2 separate regions of the Mus musculus genome follow, and region 2 is linked to region 1. The links are chromatin loops, found by intact Hi-C in ENCODE. Cell type or tissue: left cerebral cortex. All regions are shown on one strand. Links, peaks and the distances in the headings refer to the core of each region. The heading gives the core; the rest is flanking DNA. Region 1 holds the start of Rapgef2 (Rap guanine nucleotide exchange factor (GEF) 2). Region 2 has its middle 38 kb from the start of Gm23440.

What was found. Peaks named below come from ENCODE experiments on the same cell type or tissue, not always from the same donor. Only the 100,000 strongest peaks of a DNase experiment are listed, where the experiment ranks them.
Region 2: it touches region 1 in a loop (5-fold over the local background); 2 of 42 quality-filtered maps call a loop at or near these places.

What each region holds. Positions count from the first base shown.
Region 1 is chr3:79,138,626-79,151,004 of GRCm38, reverse strand. Rapgef2 (Rap guanine nucleotide exchange factor (GEF) 2) reads left to right here and starts at 5,259. Exons shown (of 24, transcript NM_001310536.2): 1 at 5,259-6,149. The coding sequence starts at 6,090. In left cerebral cortex, for the core only: no CTCF peak of the experiment used is centred there; DNase peaks (open chromatin) are centred at 6,761, 7,575, 8,142, 10,573 and 4 more places; H3K4me3 peaks cover 3,921 bases; H3K27ac peaks cover 5,511 bases.
Region 2 is chr3:79,011,838-79,024,216 of GRCm38, reverse strand. No RefSeq gene overlaps it. Among named protein-coding and RNA genes, the nearest start is that of Gm23440, 38 kb to the right of the region's middle. In left cerebral cortex, for the core only: a CTCF peak has its summit at 7,161 (motif pointing left); DNase peaks (open chromatin) are centred at 6,623, 7,678, 8,220 and 8,406; H3K27ac peaks cover 2,852 bases.

The DNA.
Region 1 (12,379 bases), core at 2,923-10,922:
CGCAACTGAACGCAACTGCATTGAACTGAACGGCACCAAACTGACCCAAACTGAATTCTTTCTGAACCTCTTACATTGAGATGGCTCAGTGGTAAAGAGCACTGACTGCTCTTCCAGAGGTCCTGAGTTCAATTCCTGGCAAACACATGATGGCTCACAACCATCTGTAATGGGGTCTGATGCCCTCTTCTGGTGTGTCTGAAGACTGCAACAGTGTACTCATATACATAAAATAAATGAAATCTTAAAAAATAAAAAGGTGGTCTCTCTTCCTGTCCTCGTGAGAGTTGGGCACATCCTATCTGTGACTCATTCTGTCAGATCTTTCACTTTGTCTGCCCCTAAATTAGATGTCACACTTTTAAACACGGTTGCTTCCTACTACAAACTAACTTCATCTTCGTTATTAGGGACTAAAGGTGTGTTGTGTTCCAGCTGGATCATACAGACCTAGAAGGACTTTGGAAGTGATCCCTTGCCAGAGCAGCCATGTTGCTGGATTAAAATGTCTCTAAAAAGTATTGATGCTGAAACGTCCCATTTTCCGTAAGGCCAAGCAGCCACCTGGTGGCCTGGGATCACCTGGTCTCTACTCCAAGAACTGGGGTTCCAGGCAAAGCTGTGCTGGGAATTCAGACTCATGGCCTCATGCTTTCCTAGCAAGTCCTCTTACCCACTGCACCATCTCCTTCGCTCCAGACCATAGGATTTTTAAATGTCACTTGTTTGGGGAGCAATAAAATATTAGGAATCGGATTTGCAAAGTTTCTGATTTTTTTTTTTTTTCAGTTTTCAAAGAATAACTTCTTTCTTCCTTTCTCACTGTCAAATCCCCTATTTCTGTAATTTTCCCTTTCTTGTGAGGAGAAGAGACAATGAGTCACTACTCAGGCATAGTGGTATTTGAAAACTAGACTTCTGTAGCCTTGTAGCCCTCTAACTTTGTGTCTTACAGACCTCTTCTAACAAAAGATAATTGTATAGTTTTCTTGTATCTTTTGGGCTTAACTGTTTTGGAAGCTTATTGTGAGCCATGGTTAATATTAAGAACCAAGTAAGTTCTAAATATGAGTAATAAATACCGATAAGAAGAACATACTGATATAGCTGTCTCTTGTGAGACTACGCCGGGGCCTAGCAAACACATAAGTGGATGCTCACAGTCAGCTATTGGATGGATCACAGGGCCCCCAATGGAGGAGCTAGAGAAAGTACCCAAGGAGCTAAAGGGATCTGCAACCCTATAGGTGGAACAACAATATGAACTACCCAGTATCCTGGAGCTCTTGACTCTAGCTGCATATGTATCAGAAGATGGCCTAGTCGGCCATCACTGGAAAGAGAGGCCCATTGGACTTGCAAACTTTATATGCCCCAGTACAGGGGAATGCCAGGGCCAAAAAGTGGGAGTGGGTGGGTAGGGAAGTGGGGGGGAGGGTATGGGGGACTTTTGGGATAGCATTGGAAATGTAAATGAGGAAAATACCTAATTAAAAAAAAACATAATGTGTCTTATCAATGAAATGAGCTTAATGGGTAATTTGAGAGATGGTGAATAGAGAAGCAATTATCTTGTGAATTTAATTTTTATTTAAATTTTGGTGTGTATTTCTAACTTTTACAAATTTAACTAAGTAAACTTGCATTATTTACCGAAAAAAAAAAAGAACATACTATTTTCCTCAATGTCAGAGGAATAGATATAGTAAATATGTTAGAAGGAAAAGGCATGAAGGAATTCAACAGAATTCCATTTAGCTGGGGTTCCTTTACATTAGGGAGGTTCCTGAACAAGGTATTCTACTTTTTTAACATTGTAACTAGAATTTAAAAGTTTTCACTTCCTCACACAGCAGAAGGGGTTTGTTTTGTTTTGTTTTTCTCTGTTGAATGTTACTAAGTGTAGATGGCTAAGAGATGAGGTAAATAGAACACAGGTCAGGGCTTCTCACTTCTAGGCCACATAGTTTATCTGTGCTCATATAAACCTGTACTATAGGATTCTTCTAATCTTTGGTTCACTTTATTTCACAATTCGTACCTGACATAATTGTGTCAACGTGTAAGAAAGTGTGGCTGATAAACTTCCAAGTTGTCAGTACTGAGTCTTGAGGTATGAGTGTTGTAGGCATGAAGCCAGACCCTGAAGCTGTCACGCCAGTACAGAGAAGCTTCCGTGCCCGAGGATGTGTGATTTTCTTACTTCATCTCTCAGGTTTCCCGATTAGGTTAGTTTCCTTCTTGAGAGAAGTGACACCTATTTCCAGAGAAAGGCAGCAGTAAGTGGCAAACCTTGCTGTTATAGGGCAAGACACCACCGATATGAGGCTACTGAAGTTTGAAGGATTGTTGGCATATAGATGTAAAGGGACATGGGCTAGGAGACAGATGTGGAGTTTGATGGTTTAGGCCTTGAGTCAGTCACTTCTGTATTGTGATAAATGTATGTGACAATTAAGTTTACCGTTACGTATACACTTCATTGTTATTACCTTCAGAACCTTTTCATCTTCCAAACTCAGACTAATCAATAACTAATCACCCCCCCCCACACACACACACCCATGAACAATCCTAGCAAACACCTAGCCTGGCTGTCTCTGAAACCTGACTAGCTTAGAAACCCAGAATTTAGTGGCTTACAGCATTTGTTTGTTCATAACTGGCTTATTCCACTTAGCCCACTGTCTTCTAGATTGACTCTGCTGTAGTGTGCACTCCCTTTGAAGGCCTCTGCCTTCATGTCCTGTTGGATGTGGTAGATACCACTCAATTTGTGCATTTATGTGTTGATTTTGGTTGAATTACTTGTTTTTCGTGCCATTGGCTTTTGAATTATATCTGTTTCAGAACACTGTTTGAAATTTCGGCAGAATGCTGTCTGAAGAATAAAATACGGTCTTGCCAGTGTCTATTCCCACTCAATAAAACTTTGATGCATCCATTCAGCGCACTTGTGGGCGAGCATGCTGTGCACAGGGCTTGAGTACAGTCATACAGACATGGGAGCAGCCAGCGTGGACTTAGAGTGTGTATGGAGAAGCAGTGGAGCTGCTTAAATAGTGCCAGGACAAACTGTAAAGTCACAGCTGTATTAAGATGGACTAGGTTGTCATAACCCTGGGAGGACATTGGGCCGATTCGTATATTGAAGTGGAGTGAGAAGCAAAAGGAGAGTTTAGGCAGAGGAGATAATCTACTAAGGCCTCCATGCCTATCCAGGGAGCAAGAGAAACTCAAGAGGTCTAGGGTGAGCGTGAGCGTGGTATGAGCATGTACATCTTTGCATAAAGTACTTACCTGTGTATTTCCATGCTTGTGCCATAGCTCACAGATGGAGGTGTGAGGACCTACTGTGTGTGAGTTGTTCTCTCCGACTTATGTGGGTCTGGGTCAGACTCAGGCTGTCAGACTTGGCAGCAAGAATTGTACTGAGCTGCCTCACCAGCTCAGAGTGTGTAAATCTTGGAAGTCAGGATGATAGAGTTTTTTTTTTTTTTCCCCTGTCCTTTGGTTTGGTAAAATGGCACATTTTAGTCTGTTTGAGGAACATAGAAGATGGAAGATAGGTGTGAAATGATGAGGCTTTGATTTCAAAGAGCTTAGAAATGAATATGGCAAGTGTGTTGGATGTGTAGTGTACACAATGAATCCAGACTGTTGGCTTTTTTGGGGGGCAGGGTTAAAGGCCAAATAATAATTCCTGGAAGGGGATGATAGCAGCAGAGATGAAGAGAAACTTAGATGAAGGAAAACTAGAAACAGTGTAATGGATATCAGGAGGAACGGGTGTTGAACATGCTTCAAACATGTATAACCCTGTACCAGATCCAAGCGGCTTTTTATCTGCATAACATACAGGATGGAAAAACAGGGAAAGTCGAAAATGAGGAATTCTTGCAAGATTTGGTTGTGAAGTGTGGGAAGAGAATGTCTGTAGACATAGGAAATTGTGTCTAAGGAGGAATCTAGTTTAATTTTGCCTTTGAGGTAGGAGAGGCACGGACGTTTAAAAGTTGACAGGGCAGATCTTTGGTTGGGAGCAGTATGTTCAAATCTGTGGCGATTAGGTAATGAGTAATGTAAGAAGTGTAAGAAGTGGGTGGGAGGCAGGGAGAAGAATCTCCCATCATGATTGGAAAGAATAATTGCCTTTTGTTACGGAGGGGAAGAGAGAAGAGGATGGATACGGTCTTCAGATAGACAAGAGACCCAGTAGGAATCCCTGACAGTGCCAAAGGCCACTGTAAGAGATGACATGTTTTCCATAACTGCTTTCTGTCCTCTCTTCCATTCAAAAGTGTAGCTGCTTGTGAGAGCTGATGGAAGTGTCTTTATTCCTCGTCAGCTGTAATGCAGCCTCCTCCCAGGTAACCTGTGTGCGTAGGTGAAATTAAGACCGTGGGAGAATAACATTTCTTCATTAATTTCAGTTCCACCTCTAGAAGTTTGGTTTGTTTAAAAAAAAAAACAACCCAGGTGGTTTATTATAATATTATTGACACGACCATATGTGCATCTGTGCGTGCGTGCGTGTGTGTGTGTGTGTGTGTGTGTGTGTGTATATGTGTGTGTGTGTGTGTGTGTGTGTGATTTCATCTTCTAAATTTAACAAAGCTTGCTAAGCCTGCATTTTATAAATTTTAAGACAGTCTTATTTACTATGGCACAATAATACTTGAGGGTGGGGCAGAGGTCACATTGATTCCTTTCTCCCCACCTTGGTTAAAAAAAAATTCATATTTTAGTTCAAAGCTGTTCAAGTAAGTCCTTGCTCCGTTTTCCCACCCTGTCTTCAGTGATATTATTTGGAGTCAGCAATCAATGGATTCCATCCCTCTGAGACTTGCTTAACCTACAGCCGCTGATATAATACAGGCAAGAGCTTGTTACTTTATCTGAATTGTCCATCGCTACCTTAATGAGTGAAATGGTTAAGTAGAGGAGGGGGCGAGCCTTAAGGAACGTGTGTACCGTTTGAGCTGAATATTTCAGCGTATATGGGGAGAGGGAGGGAGAGAGAGAAACCCACTTACATCACTAGAACCTCAGCGAGTGTGAGGCTTGCAGGTTAAGAGACAGACTACAGTGTCTTGCTTTCTGCGGGAAGCAGCAATGCCGTTTGTTTCCTAAGAGGGATTTTTTTTTATTTAGAAAAGGAAGCTTTCTCTACCCAGGAAATGGCTTTCCTTGTGCGTTGCTATGCCAACTGCCTGCAGCCATGGTCCTCCAAAGTAAGCACAATAATGTAATTATATTGGTGTATTGCATTCAGACTCATGATTCTTGAGATTGTGTGTGTGTGTGTGTGTGTGTGTGTGTGTGTGCATGTTCCATGTTTCTGTCAGTGACTCCGGCTAGCAGGCATGCTTGTGTTGAGTGTGAGGGACAGACATCATTAAATTAAATGTCCATCAGTGTCATACTGCTGAGATTAATTGTGTAAACTTGGTTAGTGGAGTGGGACAGAGATCACTGGTCACCACTGTCAGCATCATTAGCAGCTAGGGAGGAGGTCCTGATTCACACGCTCTGCCCTGATTTTTTTTTCTCTTCCTCTCTTTTTTTTCCTTGGTTGGAGGGGTCTGTATGTGTGATTGCAAATGAAACAAGAGTGTTAACAATGCTTGGCTGAATGCTAGAGACTAGCTTTTCACCACCCTGGCTAATATAATTCTGTATTAAGCCTTTTGGAGGGGAGTCTGTGTGCAGTCAGCCATTTTAGCTTTTTTTTCCCCCCTTTTCTTTTGCCTCTTGTTCTTCAGCCTCAGAAATGATCTCGTTCTATCAGAAGCCTGAAGGCTGGGTGAGGTTCCCTCAGCCTTGTCAGAGCCTCCGAGGGTTAGAGTTTCAGTGTGATAAAAATGGAGCCGAGCCCTGTCGTTCAGATTCCTTTTCTGTCTACAAGTGTGAAGGGTTTTTAGGCTCACCAGTAGTGACACTTTAAGCTGCAGCCTGGTTTTCCCTCCTCCCTCTTTTTTTTTTTCCTCCCCTCTTTTTCTTTTAATTTCATGCTGTAGAGGGTGACTTGCCGTCGTGAGAGGTTGGTACATGATGTGTAAATTCAGTTCAGCATATGTTTCTTCATTATGAAACCACTGGCCGCGCCTGCTAACCATGGAGTTCTGGGCCAGCAGGAGAAGCAGTCTGTAAGTATCCAGGCGCTGCCGGCATCGTGGGCTGCCTGGCTGGGGGGCAGGCGATGTGGGGAGCAGGCAGGGAGTTCTTTTCCATGGAGCGTTGCTCTTCTCCAGGGGAAGCAGTGTTTTAGAGGGTAGAGAGAGATCCTCTGCTCAGAGGAGGGAGGGAAGGAGGGAGGGAGGGTGAGCTACAGCTCACTCATTCTTCCGATTTTCTGTGATTTCTGAAAATCTTAAGCAAGACCAACAGTTCATTTAAACAGGACCACTAACATTGAGAAATACTAGACAGCTAATTATTATTTTTTTTTGTCATTAGAAAATAATATAGTTTTCAGTAAATGCCCAAGCAGTTTGAGAAACCAGTTTTGGTTGAATTTAGTGAATCATTATAAGAGGTTCTGGCCCATGGGAATCTGGCAAGGAATGCACGTGGAGGTGGGTGGGAGGGTGGGGGCTCTGGCTATTGATTTGGCAATGAAACCATCGGTGGTACACTTCTGACTCCTTAACATTTGTTAATTGGTGGTGAAAGCACACTGTATTGTTTTAGTGCCACAGGAAAGATTACTGCTCCTTTGTAATTGGTCCCATGAGTCAGCTGTGCGATTGTCTTGCTGAAATCCCACAGGCAACAACTGCTATTTGTGAGAAACATATTTCTGTGTCTAACTCCAGGTCAGAGCCTCCTGTTCCGGGAATATGTGCACTCCTGTAGTGCGACTTTTGTGTCACCATGTTACAAGTTTTTTGCCGTTTTGCCAGTTCATGATATTGACATATATATGTGTGCATATGTATGTATGTGAACACATATATGTATATGTATGTGTATGTACATACACACATATATGTTATTCTCCTTATAATGTGCTCAGATTTAGGTGGGTGTATAAGCATTTTAGAACTGTCTCCTTACATATCCTAGACCTGTACATTATGATATAGGAGTTAGTTTTAATTTATTGTAAGAATTGATGCAGTAGTGTTGAACTTTAAAAATACTTATAAACCACTAAAGCCTTGGAAATGAGTAAGTAGGATGCCATGGATTAGAGTATTTGGTTTCGGTTTTGTCATCAGTAAGTGATGAGCTCTTCCGTTGGGTGCAGGGAAGTTCCTTAGATGCAGTGACCCTGAGGAGGTGAATGAGCCTCCCTGGCAAATTCCAGTTCCGTGCCTTGTCCAGCCCTATCCTGGTCGGGTTCTAGGTGTGTTTCCTTGATGAAATCTCTTCAGACCTAATCTAGAAAAGAGCCACCATATGCCTCATTTTCCAAAAGAAAGGTTGTCAAGCAGAACTCGCACTGGAGTCTGATTTTAGTGCAGGTCTTTGGCGCCCAGCTCCATGGAGTTAGTTAGAGCTTCCAAGGAAAGAGTAGAGTGCCTCTTAATCTGCACTCGAGCGAGGCGGCTGCAGAGATTTAGCTCAGAGGCTCAGAGGCTCACCGTGCACCTTTCTCATGTAACCGTTCCCCAAGTGGGAAGGGGTAGCATTTAAATTCCTAATACACGTTTAACAATGAGAATTATTAAAACCATTGATGGGTCAGGGAAGCGACACGTGGATTTTGTGAGATGCTAGAGCTGTTGGAATGGAGAGCACTAAGCGCTGCCCATCGACCAGGAGGCAGTGCTTTGTGCCAGACTTGAGTTTGTTTCCTAATAACTACTTCACATTCTCACCAGACAAATGAAGTGTTAGGATTTGCACCCAGAGCTCAGAGTGCAGGGCATGGGCAGCTTGGGATTCTGCGGTCTGGCTGCTGGCCGTCGTCCAGTTCATTCTGACTGACATGTGTCACTTGGCCGTCGGAAGGGGGAAAACAGCTCAGGTCCTCAGGCAGTGGTGGGTCAGCCCATGGTGATAACTGCAGTGGATAAGCCTTTTTTTTTTCCCTCCTATAATGCTGTATCATAAAAATGTCACAGCTGACTTCAGTTGAGTCACTTCTACCAAATTCAAAAATATTTTAGGTTTTGCTTCTCTGTACAGTCTGGCCCCACCCCCCACGGGACTGTAGAAGGAAGGATGGTACCGAGACAGTGAAAACCTTGTTTGAGGGACTCAGTTACCGTGCTTTGTAAGGGTCTTCCACATCATACAGGTTTTATTCTTTATTTCCTGCCTCACTCGGTGGACATCTCCGTTGCTTGGCCCAAAGTCGATGTATAGTGAACATTCTTAACATTCTCAGTGAATTGGCTTTTGGGCTTAGCGAAATCTTATTTAACCTTTTGAGCTTTTAAACCACTTGAATTTTGTGTATTTCCTCATCCCTAGCCCGTCTCTGTGGGGCCCATTGATAACAAGAAGATAGTTACAGAAATCCATCGGCCCAGGGCTGCTTTGCTTTCATGTAGTGCTTTTTAGTTGGCTGTTGGAGGAATGTTGCCATTTTATAAATACAGATTCCTTGTGAGATCTTGAAAATAGTTCCCATTTCAGAGATGTGTTATAAAACTGCATTTCCAAAACCAACCAATCAACCAACCAACCATGGTGGATACTAGTTGTAAAAATTGCAACACTGTGTTGTTTGGGGAAACTTTCACAGCTTCTGGAAATTGGGAAAGTGTTTGGGTGGGCTAGAGTTGGAAGGCTGAGCCAGGAGGCTGGCAAGTTCAAGTGCACTATATAGTGAGCCCTGTCTCAAAACCAACCGAATAAAATGTCTGCTTTATTCAATACATCAGCTTAAAAAAATTCTATAATTTGAGACAACTCTGAAACTTTGTAAATCCTTCAGATTGGCCTCTTTAACATAATGAACCATCGCTACCATCAAACTGATAACTTGTTTTCGTTTTTTAAAAAAGTGTATAGAAGATATTGATTTGTGCTGTGTTTTGCCCTTCCTTTAAATCATACTCCAAGTTGGGATTAAACGCTAGGACAAGGTGGGGTACAGAAGGGAATGCCTGCTCTGTGTGAAAGGAATGGCTGAGGCAGCTGTCAGTACTGAGCATTTGTTGCCGATCATGTACCACCTTTTACAGTATCTTACTGAATTCCTACAGCAAAGCTCTAAAGGAAAAGGCAGGCTTGTCTTTAGAAGTGAGGAAACTGAAGATAGAAGGAGAGGGCACACAGTACTTGGTAATGTGCACTGACCATTGTTGTGGCCCAGGCTGGGGTATCTTGCATTAAACTTGCAAGCAGTGTTAATGAATGAACCACAAAAGTTAAAAAAGCACTGGCCTTTTATTCTTGGCATGCATGACATTACGATCACCGTTACTGTAACAGCAGTGATACCATGCTGAGATGTACTTGTTACAACTGCATGTATGTAACTTGGCACACTCAAGCTTGCCTCGTCCATATTTTTAAATGAATTATCTGGAAGCTGGAGCGGGATGGCCTGGAAAGGATGTCCTTCAGCCCAGTTTCTTCCTCCTCACCTTCTGTGTCCTTGTCCCTAGCCCCAGCCCTCAGCTCTTTCTTTCATACTATTGATCCACCATTGGTTTGAGCCATAGGTGGAAAACAGAGAGTTAAATATTTCTTTTTGTTTTAGAGGTGTCATGGACTTTCCTGTGTGGCTCAACTAACACTAAGTGATCCTTCTGTCTCAGGTTCCTGAGTAGCGAGGCAGGAGGTGGGAGCCACATCTCCTAGCTTGCTGCCTAACTCTTTAGACATAAACTTCATATCTTAGTGTCCTTAGCCACTCCATCACTTCTGATTGCTTACCACAGTCACTTGGCTCCAGTGAAAGCATAAAGCCTTTGCTGTCCCTACCTCTTGTTAGTGGTGGATCGAGTCCTGCATTTGCCACAGACTCAGCTTTACCACTTGGCCAACCCCCCTCCATCTATGCTAGCTGTGACTTAGATAAATTTAAGCACTTCCCCAGCCCCCCCCCCCCCCGCCTGCCCCCGCTTCCTTTCTCTTCCCTTCTTCTTTCCCTTTCCCCTCTTACTTTGAATCAGAGTCTCCTATATCTCAGGCAGGCAGAAGATAACTTTGAACTTCTGATCCTCCTGTGTGCTGGACTTGTAGGCATGTACCTCCTGGAGAGGGACCCTGGGACTTTATGCATGCAAAGCCAGCACTTTACCACCTGAACTGCATCTCTTAGTTAGACTTCTCTTCTTCTTCTTCTTCCTCTTCCTCTTCCTCTTCCTCTTCTTCTTCCTTTGTTGGCGGTGATGTGGACATCCTCTGTCCTTAGCCTCCCAAGTGTTTGGATTACATTGACATTTTTATGTCCCTTGGCCAAAAAGATAAACGATCACTTAGCTTGTATTGTCTAAATTCCTAAAACCCTTTAAAAAGGTTCCCCCGGCCCCAGTATGGATGATTTTCCTCTCTGCTTTTTAAATTTCAGACAAGCTGGTCTGATTTTACACAGTTGGCTCCTTTTCCTTTCTAGTTTCTCAGCTTGCACTCACTGTACTTCGCTTGGCCTGACTTGTTCCATCTCCAATTTTGTTGCCACTCTGTCTCAGCAGTAAGAATTCAGGAGCACACAATAGGTAATGTTTAATCTTGATAGTTCTTGTAATTGGTGCTTGGAAATGGGCTTGGCCTTTGTGGAGACATGGGAAATCCCACCTTGAACGAGTTCTTCCCCCTTGTATACCATGTGTTATGAGTATGGCTGGAATTTAAAACTGTTTGTCAGCTGTTAAGAATACAGAGTAAGGAGGGCTTTTCAAGGCTGGCAGAATAACATGTAGGACTCAAAGCAAGGGACTGCACAGAGTGAGGATACAGAAGGGTCCAAGGACAGCAGACTCACCACTGTTGGCATGGCCTATGTTGAGAGAGGGGTGCTGGGTCCATGTGTTTGTAGCTGAGAGCTGGAAGAATATAATCCAAAGGCCTAGCATGAGTATAATGTATGTTAACTAGACCATGTTTAAGAAAACTTAATTGATTAAAAAAGCCAGCCGGGCGTGGTGGCACACGCCTTTAATCCCAGCACTTGGGAGGCAGAGGCAGGTGGATTTCTGAGTTCGAGGCCAGCCTGGTCTACAGAGTGAGTTCCAGGACAGCCAGAGCTACACAGAGAAACCCTGTCTCGAAAAAACAAAAAAAAAAAAACAAAAAAAAAAAAAAAAAAAAAGCCACCAGCTCCTCACAGTGGCAGTTTGACCCTGTCTGTTTGCATCGCTTAGTGTGTCTCTTTAACATCGTTTGTTTGATACATTGTCCTTAACAGTGAAACACAGCTCTAGCACTAACTATAGACAGTAAGTTAGCACTCATTCTCAGAGGTTAAAATTCCTCCTCCTCTTATCTGATCCCTATTTTGTCTATTATGACAGATCTATTTCTTGAGATGAAAAAGACTTATCTCTTGGGAAGATTTTTCTCCGTGCTTGCTCAGAGAGAGAGGCCCAGAGGAATCGAGATCCTATTGTATTGTTCAAGGACAAGGTCATCTTGCCTTGGATTTGAGCCAAGAAACCCTGGCAACAAATTAGATCTTTTTAGCCCTGTTAGAAGGGAAGAAATATATTTAGAAACTTGCCAAGGCATTGCATGTGCTGCTTACATGTGTGCAGTTCTGAAAAAGGTCTTTTTTTTATTGTGGTGCACACATCAGTGAAAGCTTCATTATTAGCCAAAGGAAGCAGTGTGCTTCGTAGCTAAAGATTGTTCAGTAATAATCCATTTGAAGATACCTGAGAATAAAATCAATTGATTAGTAAAAAGAGATGACTTGAATTATATTACTAGAAGCTCAAGTAGGTTTTTTCCCCATGATTTAACTGTTTAACTATTACAGGACCACTGATAATAATTTCGGTGTCTTATCTTAGGTCTTTGAATTACTGACAAATAATTTGCATCAAGTGAAATCATCTTGAAGTTCAGACTTAGTGATTTATTTATTTATTTATTTATTTATTTATTTATTTATTTATTTTGGTATACTTATTTTTTAAATACAGTCTTCCATGTTGTTTTAGATTACAGTCTCAAATATCTTGTTCAGATAAACTGTTAAGAACTCTTCTTGTGGGCATAGTTCAGTGGTATAGCATGTGTTTAGCATGGATGATGCCATGTTTGATCCCCAACTTGGCTCAAGAGAAATGAACAACTTCCTGCTGTTGTGTCTTTGACAATCTGTGTGGTTTTTACAGCTTTCCTGTTCATACCAGTAGTAGTCATTATCTGCAGACTTCAGGATTTTGCTTTGATTATGAACTTAAAAAGGATTTTAAAATTAAAATAAGTTATATGTGATATAAACATAACCATGTAATAAGTATGTGTGTAT
Region 2 (12,379 bases), core at 2,676-10,675, 130 kb after region 1:
ATTGGCAGTGCAGGGTGACTTCCATGCCTGGAGCTCGGTGCTGGATATCCTACCCTTGAGCTTCATGGGGGCTGTTTTGCCATAGGGGACAAGCTTGCTGTGACATGACATCCTGAGGTTGGAGACAAGGCAGATGGCTGTGACTTCAAGGGCTTAATCTCAGGCCGACTTAGATTTTCCTTTCTGCCGGAGATGGAATTGCCTGATTCCCTGTGGGAATTAAATTCTGTTTGCAGTCAAACCAATTTGAATTAATTTAGCAAGTGTCAATTTTTCCCTCTGAACTGTGTAGAATGCAGTTCTAAAATTAGACTGACTAGTGCAGCCTCTCCCAGGCTTTTTTCAGTCTTTGCAGATGGAGATAATATTTCCTGCAGAGATGCTGTCGAGAGCTAAACAGCCCTTCCAAATCACAGTCAAGTTCACCCTGTAGACTTCGGTGCGGGCAGAACCTTCCTGGGGTGGTTCATATGGACCACTAGCCTCCTTTTCCCCAACCGTGGCGATCGCGCACCCCACAAGGGCTCCTGATGGACACTGGCTGCAAATTTCTACTCCCTAGCCGCTTGACAAACAGGCTGGAGTAAAGATCTGCATTTGGATGCATTGACGTTGCTACTGTTCACCCTCTGAGAGCATTTCTGAGGCAGGCGAGTGATCACTCAGGATAGGCCATGAAGAGGTACCAGCCAGCCCTGCTCCTCAGGCAGAGCATTCTGGGAAGCAGATTTAGTCCAAGCACTCGTGCGATGAGCTGTTCATACCCTCCATGATTCAGCACACAGAGACAACACTGGAGACAGAGGTCTGGCCTGTAAGCCATAGAGATAAAGTCCTTGGATCTAGAGGTGTATGTCACCAGTATTTTTAGGTCCTACACATGACCCCTTCCTGTCTTACTTCACCCTCTTAGCGATATCCCATCCTCCTGTCTTTCCTAGCCACGTTTTCTGATTCTTCACTCTTTTGCATTTGTCTCCTCTCTTTGGATTGGTTCGCTAAGGATTGACACCGTTATCACCGTTCTGCATGAAATCCTGGTTTGTTCCAAGTAACAGGCTGGTTTTCCTCTATATTTATTTACTCTTTACAGCTCACAGCAAGGCCGAGCTATGGCTGTGGACAGTATACACACCCCTCTTCTTAGTCCAATTTCCACTCTCAGGGAGACTCAAGCCAGCACAACAACCTTCTCAGGCCTCTCACAAGCTGCTCCCCCTTCCCTTTTCACTCACTATAATGAGCTAACATAGTTCCCAAAGGAGGCTCTAATTAGAACTGCTTATCCTTGTCCCTGTAGGATACCACCAAAATAAACCCCCTCAGTCTACACCCTCTGCGACCACTGAGAGATTGTGCTATGCTGTGTGGCACTCCTCACATGAGAGACTGCGTCACAGACCCAAGATGGGCTCAAGGGCTCATTGACATGAGGACACGAGACTAAGGGCGGTGGGTGGGTGTTCTGAAACCTAGGCCAACAGGAATCAGAGTGTTGCAGGATGCCCTTGAAGGCTTGCACATCAGTGTTCACAGAGGTCGCAGGCACAGCCTCTCTCCAAAGGCTTCGATCCAAACTCAGTGGCGCACAGCTGCTGCCAGCACCCTCAGAGATATTGACACATCTCCTTCTAATGTCTGCTTCTCCTTTGAGCTTTTATCAACGTCTGATCTGCCTGCTTGCTTTTACTTTAGACACCAATGCTTGGTTTTCCTGGGCTCTGTTTCCCCAGTTTGCTTTTCCTCTCTGGGGTGACTCTCTCTCAGCCTCTTTGGGACAACTCTTCCCCTGTTTGTCACCTCTAAATGTTAGAGGACTCATGGGCTGCAGACTTCCCACACTACACAAGTTTCTCCTACATAAGCTCACGTAGCTCCAGGGCTTTAAAGACCACATCTAGGCAAATACATAAACAAAACCAAAACAAGACGAAATAAAACCCCAAACCCAACAATAACAACAACAAAATACCCAGGTTCATTTACTCAACTTAGGAGACACCTTGGAACTCAAACTCCATCTGACTGCCCATTCTCTATGGCTCCTTGGTTGCTAACAGGAATTCCATTCCCAGGTTTAATAAACTATGGCTAGCCAATGTACACGGCACTGCTTAGTATTTACATGTGCACTCAAGTAATTCAGTCATGGACAGATAATGGGCCATTAGCAGGATGTATGCTAGACCAGTATTGTTGGGTTAGAATAGCTGAGAATCTGCCCAGCTGTAGTGTCCAAAGCTTATAATAAATATAGTAAGTTTTCATGTTCTTATTCAGGATCTGGAGTGGTCCCTAAGAACGTTAGCTGCATTTTCCAATTCTCCAACCTGCACTTCACTTACTTTGTAGCCAGCACTAGCCTTCCTCTTTCACTATTACTATTATTGTTATTACTATTACTACTTTTATTATTAATAGAAAGCTTTTGGGGCTGCTTCTAGGAATTTGGCATGGATTTGATATTGGACTGAGACAGTGAAGTAGGCTCAAGGCAAGTACAGTGGAAGAATGTATTGCACTCTTTGCATCTGGATCAGCCTGATAAACCCTTAGACATAGTGACCATGGGACTTGGTTTATTGCCCTGTTTGATTACTTTGATTTTTGTCCTGTTTGTTCCTTGGCTACTTTTTCTTTTTATGCTTTAAGGACTGACCATATTCTTTGTATGTACCCAGAATAATATAAAAACAGACTAGAAAAAATTAAACTCACCTTTAGCTTCAGAACTGGCTGGGGTCCTGTTATAGTGCTTAATTGTCCTGTCTAATTGTCTGTTTCTCTTCAATCCTCCCTCCCTCCCTGGAAAAAAATCCATTGACTGACTGAGCTGGCTTGGTCAGTTATTATTATTATTATTATTATTATTATTATTAATTTCACTGTTTAGCCTTCTGGTTTTTTAGGCATTTCTACCCAGCATCTTTGTGCTTGTTCTTCCTTCAGTCTTGAATACCCTTCCTCTAAACCTTTCTAGTACTGTTTCAAACACATATTCCTTGCCTTTGCTTGAAAGAAGGCCCTTCTTCAGAGAGACTTCCTAAATACTCTATACAAAATTTTTCTGGTATTATGTCTCTAAATCTTATCCTCAATGCTTTCCTTTTTAGCATTTAGCAATTTTCATGACATGTGTATACATGTATATACACATACATATTTTAAATGTTTGTGTTCTAATAGTACACGACTGCCAAGGAGGAAGCCCTGGTCTTTCCATTTTTCTTGGATAAAGCTATAGTGATCCCTTGAGGGTAGCTTTGAGATCCTGGCAACTTGGTATCTCTTGGCACTAGGTAATGATGTTCTGAAAGCTCCCAAGGAGTCAATCACTTTTACTTAAAGTGGTAGTTTTTATGGCTAGCTAACTTAAAATAAATAAAATAGTTAAATGTCATCATGGACTCTTTGCATCAGGTTTGTAAAGAGCTGTTTCAAAGTTGTGTGGGGTGGTTCACACACACAGACAGGAATAGCAAAAGTTTAAGGCCACCCAAAGCTACATAGTGGGGACGTATCTAAAAAACAAATAAACAAGAACCAAAACCAAGCTAAATGCATGCTTATACAGTTCTCTGTTTCTTGTGTCAAGATCTTAACTCTGTTATAATTTACTAAGCTGACTATATTAAACTTCCTGACAATTATTCTAAAGCACAGTTTAGTCAGTTGGCGCAGAGTGAGTTCTTCATCATTTTCATGCCCATCACCAAGGAAGTGTGTGAAAGATTGTCACACCTAGGTTGTGACTGCTGAGGGAGACCTCATAGTACTTTGCAGATGATGGTATACTCATTTGTTCTTGTTTCAAATTTTGGATCTGACACTCCGTATTGTGGAAAAACCACAGGTCTTACTGTAATTAATCATACATTTGAGTTCAGGACATATCATTCCAATGCTGTATGATAATGGCCTATTGTTGCGTATACTTGATATCTAACTCCAAATCTTTAAAGATGAAATAGGAATGATGCTGCATGTCTTGTCCTTGAGAGAGGAGCACAAACATCTACTTGCCCCAAATCAGGCACTGACAAGAGACTACCTTGGTTCCAGGGCAAGTTTAGCTTGGTGAATCAATTAGTTCACAGGAGCTACTTACAGGAATGTGGCGAATCAGAGGTAGATGAATCTCCAAAAAGCACACCTTAGCAATCATGTCTTCATCACTAGAGTTCCTGCATAACTTGATGGCAGAGTCATTGAATAGTTTCCTCTTTCAATAATTGTTTAAACTTATATATGCTGGCGGAGGGGCTTCGTGAGTCCTCTAAGTTTCTTGTAATACTTGAAAGTTTCCGGTGAGCTTCAGTAGTCATAGTCCACTGTCCAAAAGGTTTCCCCCAATGATTGAAGCTCATAGCAACATAAAATCAATGGGCATAAACAAAAATGCCCTTTAAAAGACAGTTTGCCAAGTACATCATATTCATTGAACCAGACAATAGCAGTGACATCTCCACTGAACCCTGTGACCTCCCCAACTACAGGCTCTTGCTTATAGTAGCAAACATGAGTTTCTGCCTGTGGAGTAGGCCTGAATCAGAAAGCAGTTTTTGCACCCATAATAGCTGTCCACTCTTTTGTCAGTTACTGTATTTTGTTTAGTGTGTTGGTAATGTGTGGCAAAGAGTTTATAACCTAGCAGAAGAGTTGGCAATGATTATCCTTTAGCATCCTGCATAAACCTCTGGCATAACAAAAGACAACCAGCAGGGAGAAGTTCATTTTTATCCTGATTTCTCCATGTCCAGAAGCCAGGAATTGTGATATTCTCAGCAATAATGATTTACCATCTAGTTCTGGCATGCAACCACAGCAATGGACATAGAAGTTGACTGCTTCTCCAAAAATATGTCAAGTGGTAACCCACACCTGACATTAGGATTTTTAATTCAGTAACATTCTGGCTTCTAGGAGTGCATTTTTCTCCACCATTCCCCACTGTGCTGGGCTGTTATTCAGGTCTCTATCTGCACTGTAAATCTGTGGGTCTCTTTTTCCCTTCCATTAAATTTGCTTGGGTTCTATATTCAATGCTTTCCTAATCATTGTGATAAAAATACCTGACAAAAGAAATGTAAGGGAGAAGGTACTATTTCACTTAGGCTATTTGGAACATTGGAGTCGATCATGACAGAAAGGTGGTACAGCAGTAGGATGGTACAGCCGGAAGGCGGTACAGCAGGAAGTACAGTAGGAAGGTAGAGCAGCAGGAAGTACAGGAGGAAGGCAATACAGCAGGAAATACAGTAGTCAATGCAGCAGGAAGTAAAGCAGGAAGGCAGTGCAGCAGGAAGTACAGTAGGAAGACAGTGCAGCAGGAAGTACAGTAGTCAGTGCAGCAGGAAGTAAAGCAGGAAGGCAGTGCAGCAGGAAGTATAGTAGGAAGGCAGTGCAGCAGGAAGTACAGGAGGAAGGCATTGAAGCAGGAAGTACAGGAGAAAGGCAGTGAAGCAGGAAGTACAGGAGGAAGGCAGTGCAGCAGGAAGTACAGGAGGAAGGCAGTGCAGCAGGAATTACAGGAGAAAGGCAGTGAAGCAGGAAGTACAGGAGGAAGGCATTGCAGCAGGAAGTAAAGCAGGAAGGCAGTGCAGCAGGAAGTACAGTAGGAAGGCAGTGCAGCAGGAATTACAGGAGAAAGGCAGTACAGCCAGAGTACAACAGGAAGGCAAGGGGATTGGTCACATTAAATCCACAGTCAGGAAGTAGAGAATGATGAATTCTGGGACTCAGCTTGCTTACTCCCTTTTGTATAGTCTAGAGTCTCATCCCATACAATGATATACAGTACGTCTGCCCATCTTAATTAACCCAATCTGGAAAAACAAAAACAAAAACCCCCAACAACAACAACAACAACAACGACAATGACAACAACAACAACAACAAATCCACCAAACAAAAACATCCCTTAGAAACAGGCTAGTTTCCAAGGAGATTCTACATCCTATCAAGTTGACAAGTATAACCTTTACAGGTTTCAGTTTTTTGGATCCCAAGAAGGGCCAATTAGCACAGACCTAATTTGTACTATTTTTCTTTGCATTCTCCCAGCCATAAAAAAATGCTAACACAGAGACACTGTGTCTTTTTTTTTCTTCCATTTTTCCTGCAAACAAACAAACCGACCAAACCAGAGGCTCATGTGGAGGATTGCATATACATGTCTCCTCATTGTAACTCAACCTTCCTTACACACACAAGTTCTTACTGCAGACAGATAAGCCTCAAAGACCAAGAACCACTGCTATCTGCCTGCTTGTGATCTGCTTTTCTTCTCTCTATTCTGCTTTCAGTAGGAACTGGTATGTATTCCCAGTCTACCCGTGCTTTGAGTGTGTTCCTGTGGACTCCAGTCATTAAGGAAGAGTATTATGCAGAGGAAGATGGTCATGCTGAGATTCCTGCAAGAATGCTTCACTCATAGACATCTCAGCCTTGTTTTTATGTCTTATCGCCCACAGCAGGGGCTGGGGGGTATACAACCCCGATTACAGCCAGGAGACATAGCACCCCATAATGCACTGGGAAAGGTGGCCATATGGCAATTGTCCCCCTTCCACTTGAATGCTTCCCACGGTTACATCAGCTCAGCAGTGTATCTTATCAGCCTTTGCAAGATCAATGTAACTGCTCTTCACCGACTCATCTTTGGCTTTCAGTTCCTGTTCATGTGCCAATTACATAATATGAGTTTCCTTGGGGAGACATGAAAAAGCAAATATTCCACAGGTAGGCCCTGAGGACAGGCTAAAGAGATGATCCAACTAAGTCTGTCATCGTGAATCAATGAGTTTACGGGTGTTACTTACCGAAGCATGGGTGGCACAAAGGCAGCTACATCACCAAAAAGCCTACCGCAGTGTGAATGACAGCTCAGGAAGGCAGCATCCCTAGCGCTCCCTGAGCAGCTCGAAGGCAGTTCTACCGAAGAGTTCCCTCTTGCTCAGCCATTGCTTATTGCTCATACACCCGCAGAGAGAGGACTCACAACTTCATGAGTTCTTGAAACTTCCTTGGGGCCTTTGTGAGTCTTCCTCTCGCATTCGCTCCTCCCATCCACAAGGGGGATACTTCAATCCGGATGAAATAGCTACAAGATAAATAATAATACTACTACTTTTACTGTACAAGGGTATAAAATGCTTGCCTGCCTGCACTTGTGGGAAAAGATGCTCGAGAGACGCCCCCTGTTGGTGGTATGTGTCTGGGACGGAGCAGGAGCTGAAAATGGTTTCTGCGTGACAAAGGGATGAAACCACACACACTTTCTCTTGAGGACATGTAGGTGATGGATGTGCAGTCTGAACGTGGAATTAACTAAGGAGATACTGAGTAGTTTGAGGGACTCTTATCTTCCATCTGTTTTCACTGCGGTTCAACTCCACAGTGCCGTGTAAAATTTGCAGTTAACGGTGGGGTGAAGGGGAATATCTATTTGCTATGAGACCTGGATTTTCTAGGTAAAATGGAAAGGACAAAATGAAACACCACACACACACACACACACACACACACACACACACACACACACACACACACACACACACACACGGACTTCCTAGTAGAAACTTAGCTACATATTGGACAGAAGTGTGTGGCTCCCCAGTCACCGCGTGGGAGTCCTTTATGACTTACTCTACAAATAGTCTTTTTAAAGCGAAACAAAAGAGAGAGACTATTTAAAATTTTTACTTATCATCCAGGTAAGCTTTCACATTGACAGAAGATCAAAACTTCAAACTGTTGGGGAGGGATGACAGGGAGACACTGAGGATACCCGCATGACCTTCCCCCAGATACTCCACAGAGGTGGAGCAGGCTCAGCAGGTTGTGGACTGCAGATCTTTTTATGGCTGAGTTATTAAAGTCATGTGTTGCCTTTAGACTTGACATCGATCTGAAGATGATGCAATGGTCTGTAAGAACCTGGGGGTTCTGACTTGAGCAGTGAGAGTTTGGCTCACCTTAAAAAAAATAATTTCATACTTCAAGAGAGGAACTAGCCTGCTGCCAAGGGTACCAATGAGGGCAGCACGGAGGCCCTGGCTTCTTTCTGCTCACCTCACTTTGCTCTTGGATGTGGAATATTTTTCTCAAGATGAGAAAATGTAGGCTCTAATCCTGAAGGGAATGAGGCTTCGTGTCTCTGGTGTGTGTAGGAGGCCTAAAATGCCATTTGTTGGTACGGATAGCTCTCTGGAAATATCTTAAGACACCCCTGGAAAATGTGGTGAGTGTTCTTTGCCTCTAAGGTTCCCCAATTATATAATTGTTCATCTTAGGAGCCATATATAGAGTGTGTGTGGTTTTTTCTTTCTTTCTTTCTTTTCTTTTAAAGAAGGAAAGTGAACGAAGGGCCTTAACTTTGGGGAGTTCTGAAGAACTCATCAAATGTCGCCAGCTTCACATGCTGTCCTCCTCAGGATGGGAGTGCTAGAGAGTAGGCAGCCATCTGGTCCCTGTGAGCACAGCAGATGAGTGCTGAGCACTGTGTACACAGATATGTCATCTTTCTAAACCTCGAAGGGATGAACGTGGTCTTTCTCCTGCTCTATTGAAAAGCTAAGATGTGGGCTTAGAGCTGGTGGGATACCTCTAACCCCAGCCCTTGGAAGCAGAGGCACAGGGCCTGTCAAGACTTTGAGAGGCCAGCCTAGGGACTATGAAGTAAAAGCCAGGTCAACTGGAGTTACACTGTGAAACTGTGATTTTAAAAATTAAATGGGTTGGGGTGAGATATCTGGGTTAGCTTGAAGGGATGGCAAGATCTCTGAATGTACCAGTGCTAGGTTAAGGCATTATTGATTTATTAAATACACAGACACTCATAGTATCCCCCTTGGACCAGATGGCAAATAGACAGACTTACTATTCTCATAATAGAAAAAAAAAAAAAAGACTTTAAATCCCTTCATTGCCACTGTATTGGGTGAAATACAGACCCCAGATCCACTTCTTAGAAATGTATGGTCTTTGTTTAAAAAACAAAGTCTAATTTTTGTTTAAAATCTTTTTCTTATATAGATTGATTTTATTTTGTGTGTTCGAGTGTTTTGCCTGCATTTATTCGTATGTAGCTTATGTTTTTCCTTCCTGGTGCCCTCAGAGGTGGGAAGAGTTGGATCCTCTGGAACTGGAGTTATGGTTGGTTGTGAGCCATTATGTGTGTGCTGTCTTCCAAATCTGGGTCCTCTGCAAGAGCGGCAAGTGTTCTTTTATTTATTTATTTTATTACATATTTTCCTCAATTACATTTCCAATGCTATCCCAAAAGTCCCCCATACCCTCCCTCCCCCCTTCCCTACCCACCCATTCTCATTTTTTTTGGCCCTGGCATTCCCCTGTACTGGGGCATATAAAGTTTGTGTGTCCAATGGGCCTCTCTTTCCAGTGATGGCTGACTAGGCCATCTTTTGATACATATGCAGCTAGAGTCAAGAGCTCCGGGGTACTGGTTAGTTCATAATGTTGTTGCACCTACAGGGTTGCAGATCTCTTTAGCTCCTTGGCTACTTTCTCTAGCTCCTCCATTGGGGGCCCTGTGATCCATCCAATAGCTGACTGTGAGCATCCACTTATGTGTTTGCTAGGCCCCTGCCTAGTCTCACAAGAGACAGCTATATCTGGGTCCTTACAGCAAAATCTTGCTAGTGTATGCAGTGGTGTCAGCGTTTGGAAGCTGATTATGGGGTGGATCCCTAGATAAGGCAGTCTTTAGATGGTCCATCCTTTTGTCGCAGCTCCAAACTTTGTCTCTGTAACTCCTTCCATAGGTGTTTTGTTCCCAATTCTAAGAAGGGGCACAGTGTCCACACTTTGGTCTTCATTCTTCTAGAGTTTCATGTGTTTAGCAAATTGTACCTTATATCTTGGGAATCCTAGGTTTGGGGCTAATATCCACTTATCAGTGAGTACATATTGTGTGCGTTCCTTTGTGATTGGGTTACCTCGCTCAGGATGATGCCCTCCAGGTCCATCCATTTGCCTAGGAATTTCATAAATTTATTCTTTTTAATAGCTGAGTAGTACTCCATTGTGTAAATGTACCACATTTTCTTTTTTTTTTTAATTAATATTTTTTATTACATATTTTCCTCAATTACATTTCCAATGCTATACCAAAAGTCCCCCATACCCTCCCCCCCACTTCCCTACCCACTCATTCCCATTTTTTTTGGCCCTGGCGTTCCCCTGTACTGGGGCATATAAAGTTTGCAAGTCCAATGGGCCTCTCTTTCCAGTGATGGCTGACTAGGCCATCTTTTGATACATATGCAGCTAGAGTCAAGAGCTCTGGGGTACTGGTTAGTTCATAATGTTGTTCCACCTATATGGTTGCAGATCCCTTTAGCTCCTTGGGTACTTTCTCTAGCTCCTCCATTGGGGGCCCTGTGATCCATCCAATAGCTGACTGTGAGCATCCACTTCTGTGTTTGCTAGGCCCCGGCATAGTCTCACAAGAGACAGCTTTATCTGGGTCCTTTCGATAAAATCTTGCTAGTGTATGCAATGGTGTCAGCGTTTGGAAGCTGATTATGGGGTGGATCCCTGGATTTGGCAGTCTCTACATGGTCCATCCTTTTGTCGCAGCTCCAAACTTTGTCTCTGTAACTCCTTCCAAGGGTGTTTTGTTCCCAATTCTAAGAAGGGGCATAGTGTCCACACTTCAGTCTTCATTCTTCTTGAGTTTCATGTGTTTAGCAAATTGTATCTTATATCTTGGGTATCCTAGGTTTGGGGCTAATATCCACTTATCAGTGAGTACATATTGTGTGAGTTCCTTTGTGAATATGTTACCTCACTCAGGATGATGCCCTCCAGGTCCATCCATTTGCCTAGGAATTTCATAAATTCATTCTTTTTAATAGCTGAGTAGTACTCCATTGTGTAAATGTACCACATTTTCTGTATCCATTCCTCTGTTGAGGGGCATCTGGGTTCTTTCCAGCTTCTGGCTATTATAAATAAGGCTGCTATGAACATAGTGGAGCATGTGTCCTTCATACCGGTTGGGACATCTTCTGGATATATGCCCAGAAGAGGTATTGCTGGATCCTCCGTTAGTACTATGTCCAATTTTCTAAGGAACCACCAGACTGATTTCCAGAGTGGTTGTACAAGCTTGCAATCCCACCAACAGTGGAGGAGTGTTCCTCCTTCTCCACATCCACGCCAGCATCTGCTGTCACCTGAATTTTTGATCTTAGCCATTCTGACTGGTGTGAGGTGGAATCTCAGGGTTGTTTTGATTTGCATTTCCCTGATAATTAAGGATGTTGAACATTTTTTCAGGTGCTTCTCTGCCATTCAGTATTCCTCGGGTGAGAATTCTTTGTTCAATTCTGAGCCCCATTTTTTAATGGGATTATTTGATTTTCTGGAGTCCACCCTCTTCAGTTCTTTATATATATTGGATATTAGTCCCCTATCTCATTTGGGATAGGTAAAGATCCTTTCCCAATCTGTTGGTAGCCTTTTTGTCTTATTGACAGTATCTTTTGCCTTGCAGAAGCTTTGCAGTTTCATGAGGTCCCATTTGTCGATTCTCGATCTTACAGCACAAGCCACTGCTGTTCTATTCAGGAATTTTACCCCTATGCCCATATCTTCAAGGCTTTCCCCCACTTTCTCCTCTATAAGTTTCAGTGTCTCTGGTTTTATGCGAAGTTCCTTGATCCACTTAGATTTGACCTTATTACAAGGAGATAGGAATGGATCGATTTGCATTCTTCTACATGATAACCACCAGTTGTGCCAGCACCATTTGTTGAAAATGCTGTCTTTCTTCCACTGGATGGTTTTAGCTCCCTTGTCGAAGATCAAGTGGCCATAGGTGTGTGGGTTCATTTCTGGTTTTTCAATTCTATTCCATTGTTCTACTTGTCTGTCACTATACCAGTACCATGCAGTTTTTATCACAATTGCTCTGTAGTAAAGCTTTAGGTCAGGCATGGTGATTCCACCAGAGGTTCTTTTATCCTTAAGAAGAGTTTTTGCTATCCTAGGTTTTTTGTTATTCCAGATAAATTTGCAGATTGCTCTTTCTAATTCGTTGAAGAATTGAGTTGGAATTTTGATGGGGATTGCATTGAATCTGTAGATTGCTTTTGGCAAGATAGCCATTTTTACAATGTTGATCCTGCCAACCATGAGCATGGGAGATCTTTCCATCTTCTGAGATCTTCTTTAATTTCTTTCTTCAGAGACTTGAAGTTTTTATCATACAGATCTTTCACTTCCTTAGTTAGAGTCACATCAAGATATTTTATATTATTTGTGACTATTGAGAAGGGTGTTGTTTCCCTAATTTCTTTCTCAGCCTGTTTATTCTTTGTGTAGAGAAAGGCCATTGACTTGTTTGAGTTAA